3 separate regions of the Homo sapiens genome follow, and all the other regions are linked to region 1. Evidence: chromatin contacts called from ENCODE Hi-C or POLR2A ChIA-PET data. All regions are on one chromosome and are shown on one strand. Each heading gives the region's core, a stretch centred on a gene start or an enhancer-like site at or near the end of the contact. The rest is flanking DNA. Distances are from core to core; before and after follow the strand shown. Region 1 holds the start of IFIT5 (interferon induced protein with tetratricopeptide repeats 5). Region 2 holds the start of WAPL (WAPL cohesin release factor). Region 3 holds the start of GLUD1 (glutamate dehydrogenase 1).

The links. A loop is a pair of places that touch in the nucleus more often than their neighbours do. ChIA-PET counts read pairs that join two places held with the same protein, here RNA polymerase II (POLR2A). Pooled maps may share reads with other maps.
Region 2: a loop to region 1 is called in a map of CD8-positive, alpha-beta T cell, with 5 times the contacts of the local background. The contact joins the promoter of WAPL here to the promoter of IFIT5 in region 1. A Hi-C loop is called at or near these places in 2 of 168 maps with a recorded cell type or tissue (CD8-positive, alpha-beta T cell and naive thymus-derived CD4-positive, alpha-beta T cell) and 6 of 50 pooled maps.
Region 3: a loop to region 1 is called in a map of naive thymus-derived CD4-positive, alpha-beta T cell, with 5 times the contacts of the local background. The contact joins the promoter of GLUD1 here to the promoter of IFIT5 in region 1. A Hi-C loop is called at or near these places in 1 of 168 maps with a recorded cell type or tissue (naive thymus-derived CD4-positive, alpha-beta T cell) and 6 of 50 pooled maps. POLR2A ChIA-PET finds 5 or more read pairs at or near these places in 1 of 52 experiments (activated T-cell).

The regions. Positions count from the first base shown.
Region 1 is chr10:89,412,037-89,416,429 of GRCh38, forward strand. IFIT5 (interferon induced protein with tetratricopeptide repeats 5) reads left to right here and starts at 2,532. Exons shown (of 2, transcript NM_012420.3): 1 at 2,532-2,767. The coding sequence starts at 2,763. It also overlaps a transcript of LIPA not described here. RefSeq lists enhancers at 2,389-2,698, 3,309-3,408, 3,509-3,578.
Region 2 is chr10:86,519,787-86,524,179 of GRCh38, forward strand. It overlaps WAPL (WAPL cohesin release factor), which reads right to left and starts at 2,006. Exons shown (of 19, transcript NM_015045.5): 1 at 1,579-2,006. WAPL-DT (WAPL divergent transcript) reads left to right here and starts at 2,161. Exons shown (of 2, transcript NR_186498.1): 1 at 2,161-2,623; 2 at 2,723-4,393. RefSeq lists silencers at 1,500-1,919, 2,060-2,619.
Region 3 is chr10:87,092,661-87,097,053 of GRCh38, forward strand. It overlaps GLUD1 (glutamate dehydrogenase 1), which reads right to left and starts at 2,183. Exons shown (of 13, transcript NM_005271.5): 1 at 1,665-2,183. The coding sequence starts at 2,109. It overlaps SHLD2 (shieldin complex subunit 2), which reads left to right and starts at 2,546. Exons shown (of 10, transcript NM_001330112.2): 1 at 2,546-2,588; 2 at 4,274-4,329. RefSeq lists enhancers at 195-732, 3,137-3,196 and silencers at 1,417-1,756, 1,957-2,096, 2,217-2,916, 2,837-3,094.

The DNA of each region.
Region 1 (4,393 bases), core at 1,282-3,781:
CTACCGAGGACCCCTGGACTGACCTGCTGGCCCTTCCACTGGCCTAAAGAGTTCCCCTCTGGAGGACACTACACCTACAGGGCCCCTTCTTCGCCCCTATCCAGCAGAAAGTAGCTAGAGCAGTCATCAGCCAAATTCCCATCAGCAATTGGGGTGTCCTGTTTAGAGGGGGGATTGAGAGGTGAAGCTGGCTGGGCTTCTGGGTCAGGTGGGGACTCAGAGAACTTTTCTGTCTAGCTAAAGGATTGTAAACGCACCAATCAGCACTCTGTGTGTAGCTAAAAGTTTGTAAACGCACCAATCAGCACTCTGTCAAAATGGACCAATCAGCACTCTGTAAAATGGACCAATCAGCACTCTGTAAAATGGACCAATCAGCACTTTGTAAAGTGGACCAATCAGCTCTCTGTAAAATGGACCAATCAGCAGGATATGGGTGGAGCCAAATAAGGGAATAAAAGCAGGCCACCCCAGCCAGCAGCGGCAACCTGCTCGGGTCTGCTTCCACGTCGTGGAAGTTTTGTTCTTTCGCTCTTCGCAACGAATCTTGCTGCTGCTCACTCTTTGGGTCCACACTGCCTTTATGAGCTGTAACACTCACCACAAAGGTCTACGGCTTTACTCCTGAAGTCAGTGAAACCACGAACCCACCGGGAGGAACGAACAACTCCGGACGCGCCACCTTTAAGATCTGTAACACTCACTGTGAAGGTCTGCAGCTGCACTCCTGAAGTCAGCAAGACCACGAACTCACCAGAAGGAAGAAACTCCAGACACATCTGAACATCGAAAGGAACAAACTCCAGACACGCCATCTTTAACAACTGTAGCACTCACAGCGAGAGTCCGCAGCTTCATTCTTGAAGTCACCAAGACCAAAAACCTACTGGAAGGAACCAATTCCGGACACACCATCACCTACGTATTAAGCTCAGCATCACTTAGCTATACTTCTTGATGCTCTCCCTCCCACCACCCCCAACTCCAACAAGCCCCAGTGTGTGTTGTTCCCCACTGTGTCCGTGTGTTCTCATCATTTAGCTCCCACTTACAAGTGAGAACATGCAGTGTTTGGTTTCTGTTCCTGCATTAGTTTGCTGAGGATAATCACTGGAAATACTTGCTCTGTATTTAGAGTTCATAAAATTTGCAACTTATAAAAAGCAGATTCGTATACCTAAGTTATTCCAAATGTAAGTTTTCTATTAACTTATCAGTTTTTAAATTTATATTAAATTAAAAATCAGGTTCTTAATAGCCACAGGTGACCAGCAGTTTCTGTATAAGACAGTACAACTGTTAGAAGTGATTGCTTTAAATGAGGCACTCGCTTCAGGCACTAAGTTTTGAGGGGTGGGGTGCCAGAAGCTCAGTGATCAAGGTAGACAATATTTCAATGCAATATGTTTTTAAAAATTCAAAATCAGGCCAAGCATAGTGGCTCATGCCTGTAATCCCAGCATTTTGGGAGGCCACGATGGGCGGAACAATATTTAAGGTTTAGAAAAATATTTGTGCCCAGGTGTTGGAGACCAGCCTGGGCAACATGGCAAAACCCCGCCTCTACAAAAAATAAATTAATTAGCCCGACATAGTGGTGCACGCATATAGTCCCAGCCACTCAGGAGGCTGAGGTGGGAGGATCGCTTGAGCCATGAAGGTTGAGGCTGCAGTGAGCTGTCATCTCACCACTGCACTCCAACCTGAGTGACAGAGTGAGACCCTGTCTCAAAAAAAAAAAAAAAACCAAAATCAATGCAAAAGATGAATTATGGACAGGATATTGAGGTTTTGAATACAGACATTAACTCAATAAGGGTAAGGCCCGTGTCTGTTTTCTTTATTGTTATATTGACAGTACTTTGAACAAAGTCTGGCTCTTACAGTTGTTTGTCAATATTTGCTGAATGAATTCAAAGGGGACAAAATGTTTAAGGTATGGGTGTTTGACATTTTCTGCCTAGATCCCCAATACCACTCTTGTCTTTATTGGGTCCTTATTACAAAGCACCATTGGCGAAGGTATGGAAGAGAAGCAGTCTCCTACAATTGTGGGTAAGAGTGGATTTTTAAAGCTATTTGGCAATATCCGTCAAAACTTAAAATGTATATAGATTTTAGCTCCAAATTTCTCAGTTTACACCCAACAGAAATAACAGCATAGATGTATAGCATTGCAGTGTTGCTTGTTGAATCAAAAGACTGGAGTGGAAGCAGGGACTTAAGTTTCCGCCTGTAATCCCAGCACCTTGGGAGGCAGAGGCGGGCGCATCCCTTGAGATCACGACTGGGTGACACAGTGAGACGCTATCTCAAACAAACAAACAAACAAACAAACAGTTACACGGGCAGCATGCGAACTCAGCGTACTCAGGGAGGCAGATAAAAGCCGAGACCAAAGTGAAGGAGCCCAGCTGCAAATTCAACTCCGAAAGACCCTGGACTCCGCAAACGTCTGGCCGCGGCTCTTGAGCTCTTCTATTAAGTTTCGGTTTCTGAAGCTTACGTTTAGTTTCGATTTCTTAAGTTTCAGTTTCTGAGCGCTCGGCATCTGATTCAATCTCCAGTTTCCTGTTCTTGCTGGGGCTGGGGTCTCTCCTTTAACAAAGACACGCCGCGCGGCCGAGTCCAGGGGCTGCAGAGGCCTGGCGCGCGCACGCGCACGCGCACGCCCACCGCGCGGCTTCCCGCGGTCCCCGGTGCTGAGGAGAGAGCGATCCGAGGGACTGCGCCGCCCGGACGGCCTGCAGAGCGCTGCCATCATGAGGTAAGGGTTTTCCTTTGCCTCTCCTCCCAAGCCCTGCGTCGGCCTTGGTTTCAAACCGGGCTGCTTTTATTCATTTCCAGCGCAGTTCTGCGGCCTTTTCAGGGGCCGAGCCCCTCGCGCCCAGCAACCGGGCATCTGCGTTGGGGACCCTCCCCGGGCGCTCTGTCCCGGCGCGCGGCGTCTGAAGTCGGGCCTGCCGGGGAGGGTGGCCGAGTGGACGCTTCTCGGGAGTCCGGCCCCTCCCCAGCGCCTAAGAAGGCCGGTCAGGGAGGAGGAACAGGAGATGCTCCCCGGGAGCCTGTCCCATCCCTGGCGTCTGCGGTCGGGACTGTCAGGGTATGTGCCGGGCGACGCTCCCCCGGAAGGCCTGTCCACCCATCGCGACCCGACGGCTCTTCTCGGCAGCGGCGACGGTGACCGTGCTGGGTCCGCGGCCGCCGCCTCCGGGAAACTGGTCAGCGCCTGCAGAGCCCCCAGGCGCTGTTCCGGGGGCAGCTGCTACGTGCCACGGGTCTCCTTAGGCCTGTCGCGTGCCTCTCTTTCCAGCTGCCATTCCCTCGGTGTGGCATACGCGGTTTCGCCGCAGCCCTGCAGGCGTCAGGTTCGCCTGCCACTGCCAGTTTGCGTTTCTGATTTCTGGGTCTGAGTTCTTCCCTTCCCAGGAGCTACCTCTGTACCAAGCACAGATTGTTATCGTCCCACCCAATCCGCTGTTTTATGAGGATTTCTTTATCTGTTTCCTTTACTGATTTAGTATGATGGCGTCCTTTTCTTGATCATTTTGTATCCCCAGGGGCTAGCACCCCGCCCTGCACGTGGTTAGTGAACCTTCCGCATTTAATGAGTTGAGGAATGAGATGTTAAGGTCTTGGGCTCTAAAAGCAGATAGTCCCTTGTTCTAAATCCGGACTGAACTCCTACTAGTTGAGTGATCCCAAAGTTTCTCAAACTCTGTGAGTCTGTTCCTTATTTGTAAAAATTAATGGTGTCCATCTCTTGGGACTGTGGAAAAGGACAGTAATAAATCCTATCAGTTGACTGCTTAGCACATAATACTTGCACAATAAATGTTAATTATTCCCATTATAAGTTTAAAAAAAAAGTTTAAGTGCCACCCACACATCTAACTTTATTTTTGAGACGGAGTCTCGCCCTGTCACCCAGGCTGTAGTGTAATGGCTCCATCTCGGCTCACTGCAACCTCCGCCTCCCGGGTTCAAGCCATTCCCCTGCCTCAGCTTCCCGTGTAGCTGGGATTACAGGCGTGTGCCACCACGCCTGGCTAATTTTTTGTATCTTTAGTAGAGACGCGGGTTTCACCATGTTGACCGGGCTGGTCTCGAATTCCTGACCTCGTGGTCCACCCGCCTCAGCCTCCCAAAGTGCTGGGATTACAGGCGTGAGCCACAACGCCTGGCCACATCTAACATTTGTAAGAAAGGAGAGTGCTATCAGGAAGGGGCTTGACAACAACAACAACAACAAAACAACAACAACAACAAAAAACAGAAAAAGACGGTGGCGTGCACCGTATATATGCAGGATGGGGAGGAAAAGGGCTCAGCCCCATTGGGGACTGTCTCCCAAGGACAATGAAAGTCTGCTTCTTCCTAGCAGAAGAACAGA
Region 2 (4,393 bases), core at 756-3,255, 2.9 Mb before region 1:
AACAAAGATGGAATGTTTTGGATTCACTTATGTGCTAATCATCTAAAAATACTAACCAAAGGCCAAACCAAAAATCTAGACTTGAGTTCCTTTATGCCAACATCAGAAAAACTGTTAAAATGGTTCTATAACCACAAAGCATTCACTGTTGAAAGTTTGAAGTCTTCAGATGAATACCTGACACTAAGGACTTAATTATTTTATGTGATAAAAAATAATTTTGTGCTGGCTGGGGGCGGCAGGTCACGCCTGTAATTCCAGCACTCTGGGAAGCCAAGACGGGCAGATCACCTGAGGCCAGGAGTTCGAGACCAGCCTGACCAACATGGAGAAACCACGTTTCTACTAAAAATAGAAAATTAGCCGGGCGTGGTGGCGCATGCCTGTAATCCCAGCTACTCCGGAGGCTGGGGCAGGAGAATCAATTGAACCTGGGAGGCGGAGGTTGCGGTGAGCTGAGATCGCGCCACTGCACTCCAGCCTGGGCAACAAGGGCGAAACTCCGTCTCAAAATAATAATAATAATGATAATAATAATTTTGTGCCAAAAGACCACGTCTTTTACAAATACATAGTGAAATACTGATGAAATAACGTCAGCGATTTTCCAACATTAAGGAATGAGAAGTGTATAGATGAAATAAATTTGTTTAATAGTCACTGCTAAATCCAAGCGATGGGTACAGAGAAGTTCATTATATAATATCTCCTCCTGATTGCCTTTATCGTTTCCCACAATAAAATGTCTTTGCAATGGCATTATCTAAGCGTAAAGCACTACAGATTCCAAAATAAGTGTGCAGACGTCCTTGAAGTTAAATTTTAAGTGTTTCAAGTACACAATCTTGCTCAACCTTTAAACTCCAAAGACTGTCCTAACTAAAAAGGAAAGAATGATTGACGACTAAGTCTTTTCGGTCGTTCGGCTTTTGCCCTAGCCCAAAATCAGGTCGAATTTTGAGAGAAGTGCGCTGTGATTTAAAAAAAAAAAAAAAAAAAAAAAAGCAAAAAGCCTTTATACTTCACTCCCACCCTAATCTAGCGTCTTCCCGATCCCCAAAGGCTTTAAGGGCTTCCATTAAAGATGGAAAGCGGACGGGACGAACCTGACTAACCAGAAATCCTCACCTGGGGACAGCCGGGGCGCCACGGGCAGTGGGCGCGATGGACCCCTCGGACTAGACACTCAATGCAACTTTTCTCCTCCCAACCCGCGCCGCCCAGGAAAGGGAGGTCACTTTCGACGCCCCGGAAGCCTCTGCCACCGAATCCTTAAGGCAGTGCAAGGCCCCAGTGGCGGCCAGAGGCGGATGAAACCACGGGAAAGGACTCGGGGCTGAAATCAACACACTTGACTGGGTTTGGGGAGCTAAGTCAATCAGCAGTCGCCCGAAAAAGAACTCCGAAAAAGGAAAATAAAAGGGGAAAAAAAGAGTTCCTCAGGTCATTCCCCTGCCCAACTTCCTCAGCGGCCCGGTGGGCGAGGCAGTGAGACTTCCACCGCCCGCTCCCAGCCTCTGCCTCCCCCACCCTCCCGGCTCCCTCCCGGCCTAGGCGGCCGCCCGACACCTCACTTACCCTCGGAGCCTGGCGGGTGCTTTGGCCACGGGCCGCCTCCGCCTCTCCCGCTCCCTACGGCCCGCGGGCGGGCGCGGAACCCTCGCGCGGGAGAGCAGGGCCGGCAGGTGAGAGCCGAGAGAGGCGAGGGACTCTGCTTTCGGTAAATAGGAAGCCCGGTTGGGGGGGCAGGAGCGGCGGCCCCGCAACTTCCCTCCCCGCCTCGAGCGCCGCCGGCCGGGCCCAGGCCTAGCTCTCGCTGGCCGCCACTGCTGGAGCTGGTAACAGAGCCTGCTGTGTGCCCCCGCTGGGCCGCCGCCGCCTCCTGCGCCGCCGCTTCCGCCGGTGAATGGTCAGTGCTGGAGTTTGAACAGGGCCCTGAACCATCTCAACGCCATTTGCGCTCCCGGCCCCCACCTCCTTCCTCCAACAGCCGCTCGCTCCGTCACTCCGCTTCCCACAGTCCCCGCGCGGCCGCCCGACCCCGCAGCCAATCGCGCAGCCGCTTACTCAAACCGCCGCGCAGGCGCTGCGCCCCGCATGCTCCGGCGCCCGCCATTGGCCCGGCCGCGGAGCCCGACGGGAGTTGTAGTCCAGGTCCGCGAGGTCGCGGGCCGAGGACCAGGCGCGGGAGCGGGAGCGGGCGACTGGCCGGGCCCTCCCGGTCTCGGCAGCCACTTCTAGCTCCCGGCCCAGCCGGGAGACGCAGGTGCCACGGAGATGGGCAGCCGGGCGGGTGGCGCAGTGCAGGCAGCTGTATCAATCGCTTCCCCTCCAGGGACCCGCCGGTGCCTGGGGACCGCGGGCTGTGCAGCTGTGCCGGGCCTGCGGAGGCCGCCGCCCGGGAGCTGGGAGGCAGGGGGCGCGTGGTCAAGAGCCGCCCTCGACCTGGCCTGGTCGGTCCTGGCCCGGCGTAGGTGACGATGGCGGGGACCGCGAGGCGCCGGACACCCGAGGCCACGAGCAGCGTCGCCCCTCGCTTTTTCGCGCCCCTCCAGCCCTGCAGTCCTTCCTCTAAGTCCGTCTGCCCCTCACCGATTGAAAGTGGCCCCGAGAATATTGGATGGTATTGAGCAATTATCATTAACTTTGTTGGGTGTGGTAACGGTAATGTGGTTATGGTTTTTTGTTTTTTTTTTTTTAAGACCTACTGATGTGTTGACAGAGTGATCTGGTGTCAGGACTGTAAAATACGCCTATGAAAACTGGGGGAGAGGAATAAAACAAGCTGGCAGAACGTTTTTCATCGTTGAAGCTGCGTGATGCGAGCATATGTGCTCATCATACAGTCTCTTTACTTGTGTATCTGAAATTTTCCATAATAAAAAGTTTAAAGAAGTGAACCAGCGATTGCCTCTAGGGAGGACAGTGAGGTGGCGGATGACGGGAGGAAGGAGTCTTAATTTTTCGCTGTACGCCTTTTTGTGCTATCTTAGGTTTTTCCCATTCAATGTGTTACCTAATTCAGAAAATTGGTAAGTTTTTTTTAAGGCTACCATGGGAAAACAGCGTTCTAAAGAGTAGCGCAACCAGTTCCCCCTAAGAGAGGTGCATGATTCGTCGGACTCCGACAGCCTTGGTGTTTGTTAGGCGGTTAATGGAGACCCACCTGGGAAATTAGAAAACTACTAATTGCTTTCAGTGAGAAGCCCGCCCTTCTCCCACAAATGGATAATTTGCTTTTAATGCACCCAGAAGTTATCCAGCTCCCTCCGGTATAATCGGGGAAACTCCAAATAAAGGAAAAATAGTTCAGAGACCCTGCAGCTCTTCCCAAGAGGAATTTAAGGTGGATTTTAGTGTGGTTGGATTGTTTTGCCTACCTGACTGCAGAATTTATATTCTGACATTTACAATTTCCTAAATACTGAATCAGTACTTTTTCTTGTTTCAAAATAAATCAACTTCTTCTGTAGTTTATATGAAAAACAAGTCCATGTCTTCCACTGTGGGTGGGATGCACATGACTGTTTTATTTGGGTCAGTTTTGTCTCTTTTTTTAATTGGCAGTTTAGGAACTTGTTTTTATCATTTTGTTTAAAGATCTTCTGGCAGAGGTGCAGGCTGCACTTACTATAATTATTTAGATGACAAGGTGGTGGGTGGTAATTAAAGGGTAATTATCATCAGAGGCAAAAGGTAAGATCAAAAAACCAGAAGAGGTGAGGAAACAATTGCAAGATCTTCCTGTAGGAGGGTGTCGTGATCCTCCCAAGACCAAAGGATATGTCTATTATGCCTGGCCTCTCTAGTGCTGGACACTTGGCAGGGTCAGTGCCTGCATGAGGCTGAAGTGGAAGGGCTTATTGTTTAGACTGGTGCCTTTTGAGGGCTTTTATGTGATGGTTGTGTTAAGTAATGAAACTTAGTAGTGTCAAATTCTTGCCACTCAAAGAATGATCCCCAATCAGCAGTGTAGCATCACCTGGAAGCCTGTAAGGAACGCATAATTCCTATCCCTCACCCCAGCTCCACTGAATCAGAACCTGCATTTTAACAGGATTCCCCCAGCTGATTGGGCTGCACATTAAAGTTTGACAAGCACTGATTTAAAGTATACCCATAGCATTTGACAGCAATCTAGTATTTTTCGTTAGGATGAGGGAGAGGAAGGGAGATGATTAAGAACCTCCTATGCATCAGGTAAGATGCTAGGCTGTTCAGGGGCCTTGTCTGCTTCCCAGTCCATTACTCTATCTTACAAGTAAGGAAATGGGAAGACTTGTATGTTACAACTAATGAGGGAGTCAAACTTTTTCTTGACGGTTGGATACCCTTTAGTACTTCTTGGTGTTCTTGAATCTGGTAGAAAGTGGTACATGATTTGAGAAGTAAA
Region 3 (4,393 bases), core at 933-3,432, 2.3 Mb before region 1:
AATCGAAGAAAAAGGATTTCAGAGACCAAATCATCCTGCAGAAAACCACATACACTGATTTATCTGTACACCTTTTAAAGGACTGGCAAATGCTGCCAGCAAGATAGTAAAAAATAAACTTGATGTCCGTTTTAAGAAAACGATGCAACTCAATATTTGCTAAACATTGCCTGAACTTCCTCCAACATCCTTATTTGCCTTTCTTTGGAGTCTGAACTTGTTTTCCTGGTTTGGATAATAAGGGAGTGGTAGGAAGAAGGCAGGCAAATGTAGGAGACTGACGGTGTGTACATTTTATACAATTTTGAAGCTAGAAAGGAAATCAGAGGTCAAAGTGGTTCAAACATTGGTTTTGGCTGAGGCAACCAGAGCTAGGGGATAATTAAGCTCCAAAGTTAAGTCCTAGAAGTGGGCGGGGTCAATGCAAATTTAGTAAATCTTTAAAAACAACCTTTGTCCCCCCTGCTGGGAACACCAGCACCGCTCAAGTTTTTTCCGGTACAGAGAGGATTTCTAAAAATCCTCATAAGTCAGCGGGCATAACTGAAAGACCACAGAACCAGGTTTACTGAGACATGGGTCTAGCCCAACATCCTCTGTGCTTCTCAGCCAATCCACCTCCAACAAGACTCCTCGCCTCCCTGGGCTCTTTATTCCATATAATTTTTCTTTTTTACAGTAGACAAAAGTGGTTTGTCCTTTCCATTTTATGTTACTAAAGAGGTATGATGCAATGTATTGGGGGGAAAAAAGCTCTTATTTGCTCGAAGAAAGCAATCTGACTACAGAGGCCAAATCTACAGACATTAAATGATTTAAACCACAGGATAACCCAGTGACTACCAAACATTATCTGACCCCTTTCTTCACGTACTATATTTTTCCTGAAGCTCAAATTCAGGGCTAGCCAGGACCAGTACACACCCCCAGAGCTATTTCATTCCATTGGCTGGCTGGCCATCCGCAGCCTACAACCTGTAAATTTACTGTCAGGACGCCAGGTGTTTATTTGTCAGAGATATTACATTGCTTGTGATTTTTTTGTGTTTTTCCTTTTTTTTGGTATAAAACAGAACTTGTCAGAATGGGAAAATTACTTAATTGAAACGATTAACGCGTGATTAGTAAATTCCTTTGGTTAATAAAACTGTCTAGATTTCAAACTTAGAAGCCAAGTCATTTTCTATGTTCGGATATCATCTGTCACTATTGGAACAGGAGTGAACAAATACCAGAAAATAATTTGACAGCTTGCATTTAGGGGAGACTCACAAAAGCCCAAGAACACTGACGAGGCATTATCACACGGGCAGGTCATTCCCTTTCCTAGAAGTGCATTTCGGCAGGACCCGCCGTGTGTGACACAGACACCGGGACCAAAAGGAGACCGGTGCAGCGTCTACTCTGCATGCAAGATCAGCATATACAGAGGCCCGGGGTGACGGCGCGGGGGAGGGGGCAGGCCAATCGCATGATGATTTTAAGGCGGAAAAATCACCATCCACAGAGCCGGCCACATCCGAGGCGGGGTGACCCGGGCGGGGACCCGGCCCGCTCCAGCTGGGCTGGGCTGGGCTGAGCAGCGGCCCCGCACCGGCAGGAGGCCGGAGGGGAGGGCCGCAGGGGAGGCAGGGAGGGCGGGACGGGGCCCGGCCGACGCTCACCTCCCTTGCAGGGCGTGCGGTGCTGGCTGTGCTGGGCCCGGTAGCCTTCGATGACCTCCCAGGAGCCGTCGTCGCGCCGGATGGGGAAGGAGAGACTCAGCACATGGTTGCAGGGCTTGATGATCCGCAGGATGCCGCGCACCCGGTTCCGCTTCTGCTCCTCGCTCTCCCGGGTCCTCAGGTCCTCCACCAGCTTGTCCTCCACGATGCTGGCGCCGCGATCGAAGAAGCCCTCCACCATCTTGAAGAAGTTGGGGTCGTCCTCGCGGTCGGCCACCGCCTCGCTGTAGTGGCGCCGGGCGGCCAATGCCAGCCCCGGCTGCGGGGCGGCGGCGGGCTGTCCCCGGGCCCAGCCCAGCAACGCGGCCGAGTCGGCGGACGCCGAGCCCAGGGCAGCGGGCCCGGCCCGGGACAGCAACAGCGCTTCGCCCAGGTAGCGGTACATGGCCACAAGCGGAGGGGAGGTGCGTGATGGTCGCGAAACAGGCGCGCTTTCTCAGACTCCCCGCGACTAGGGAGGAAGGGTCCCGCGCGGGTTGCCCTTTTAAGCCGCAGCTTCCTGCTTGCCCGGCTGTCCCCTCCCCTCGGGCGCTCGCCACCTAACGGGGAGGACGGACTTCGGGGACAGGGCGCCGCCCAGGGCGCCGGGCCTCCGCCTCCGCCGCGGCCTCCCCGGGCCTCGCTGGCGGCAGCGCGCGCCGGCGGGGCGTCGGGGGCGCGCAGGCGCGGGCGGGCTCGGCGCGCACGCTCGCGCGCCAGTGGGGAAGGGAGGGGAGGGGAGAGGAAGGGCGGGGAGGAGAGTGGAGGGGAACGGACGGGAGGGGCAGGGAGGGGAAGGTCGGGGCGGGTCGGGGCGGGTCGGGGCGGGCCCACGGGCGGCCGGATTTGCCCGGAGGCCGCACCCGCCTCCGGCGGGGCTCTCAGGTATGTGCGCCGCGGGGGTCCCTCAGGGGGGTTGGGGGTAGCCCAGGGAGGTCGGGGTCGGGGGCTGGCCTCTGTAGGGCGCTCAGAGGCCGAGTCCCCCCGAGCGCCGCGTGGGTGAGGCTTGGCGGTCTGGTCGGGGACCGGGTCATGTGAGTCACGGGCGCCCCTCCTTTCCGCCCGCGCGCCCTCGGAACGGGCGGCCCACCCTGGCCTGTCCTCTGGCGGCCTCAGGCCGGGGCCGGGCGTGCAGGGGCTGACACGTGGGCAGGAAAGCGAGGCAGAGCCGCCGCCGCGTAAGGCCGGGCTGAGGGCTCGGCGTCACCAGCCAGGGCTGCAGAGAGCGGCGTGGCACCCGGAGTTGGATTATGCGTGGCTGGCGTGAGCTGGAAGGGAGTCACTCGCCCACAAGCTCTCACCACGCGAGCTTTTATTGTCCCGTTCAACTGCTCCGCAGTGTGGAGATCGCATAGTTACGCACGTCGTGGTTGTGTCGCCCCACAGTACTGACTGCTTCACCTTTGCAGACAGAGGCTCCGGCCCGGCGCGGTGGCTCACGCCTTTAGTCCTAGCACTTTGGGAGGTCGAGGCTGGAGGATGGCTTGAGCCCAGGAGTTCGAGGCTGCAGTGAGCTACGATAGCTCCACTGCACCCCAGCCTGGGCAACAGAGGGAGACCCTATCTCCCTCTGAAATAGTCTAAAATAAGGAAACTAGAAATGCGATAATGCCCCCAGGAAATTCTTTCTCAGGAATATATGTATTTGTTAAATGGTTCAGTATATGATTTATTTTTTATTTTATTTATTTATTTGAGATGGAATCTTGCTCTGTCGCCCAGGCGGGAGTGTAGTGGCACCATCTCGGCTCACTGCAGCTTCCACCTCCCTGGGTTCGTTCTAGCGATTCTCCTGCCTCAGCCTCGGGGTAGCTGGGATTACAGGCCCGCGCCACCACGCCCGGCTAATTTTTGCATTTTTAGTAGAGACGGGGTTTCGCTGTGCTGGCCAGGCTGGTCTCCAACGCCTGACCTCAAGTGATCCGCCCGCCTAGGCCTCCCAGAATGCTGGGATTACAGACGTGAGCCACCGCGCCTGGCCTCAGTATATGATTTATAAGCTTTATGCTGTATGAGGGTTCAGTTATGTATTTATACATACTTGATAGGAAATGCTAAAGTTCACATTCCTATGGATAGCTTTTGGTGCTTTTCAAACTAACGAGGCTGGCACGGTGGCTCACGCCTGTAATCCCAGCACTTTGGGGGCCAAAGCAGGCTGATCGCTTGAGGCCAGGAGTTCAAGACCAGCCTGGGCTCGTCTCTATAAAAAGAAAATAAAAAATAAAGCTCTAATGACAGTCATTAAAACTAGCTGCCAAACACCACATTACTAGCGTTAGCGGTCTCAGTGTACTTGGGTGGTTTTAAAATGACACCCATTGGACCTGCAAAACGATGGTGCTTCCCGATATGTTCATGTTATTCATCTTTTAGAATATGGAAGAGAAAGTTCTTAGTTCTCGAAATATTGTGTAAAATATAAGGTGACAACCTGGATCTGTTAAATGACATTCATCTAAGTGTACTCTCAAAGTCAAAATTATCTTTTCATACAGGTGGAACTTATATTTTACCTTACTTGCTAAATAAGTCATTGTCATTAATTGTATTTGCACTGTGTTTTTCAGTGAAAAATGTACTCTGACCTGAATCCTGAATTTTCCTTGATGGTCAAAAGATTAAGGTATCAAATTTCCTTTTTTCTGGATGTATTATCGTTTTACTCTCTTACATTGCAATCCCCCACT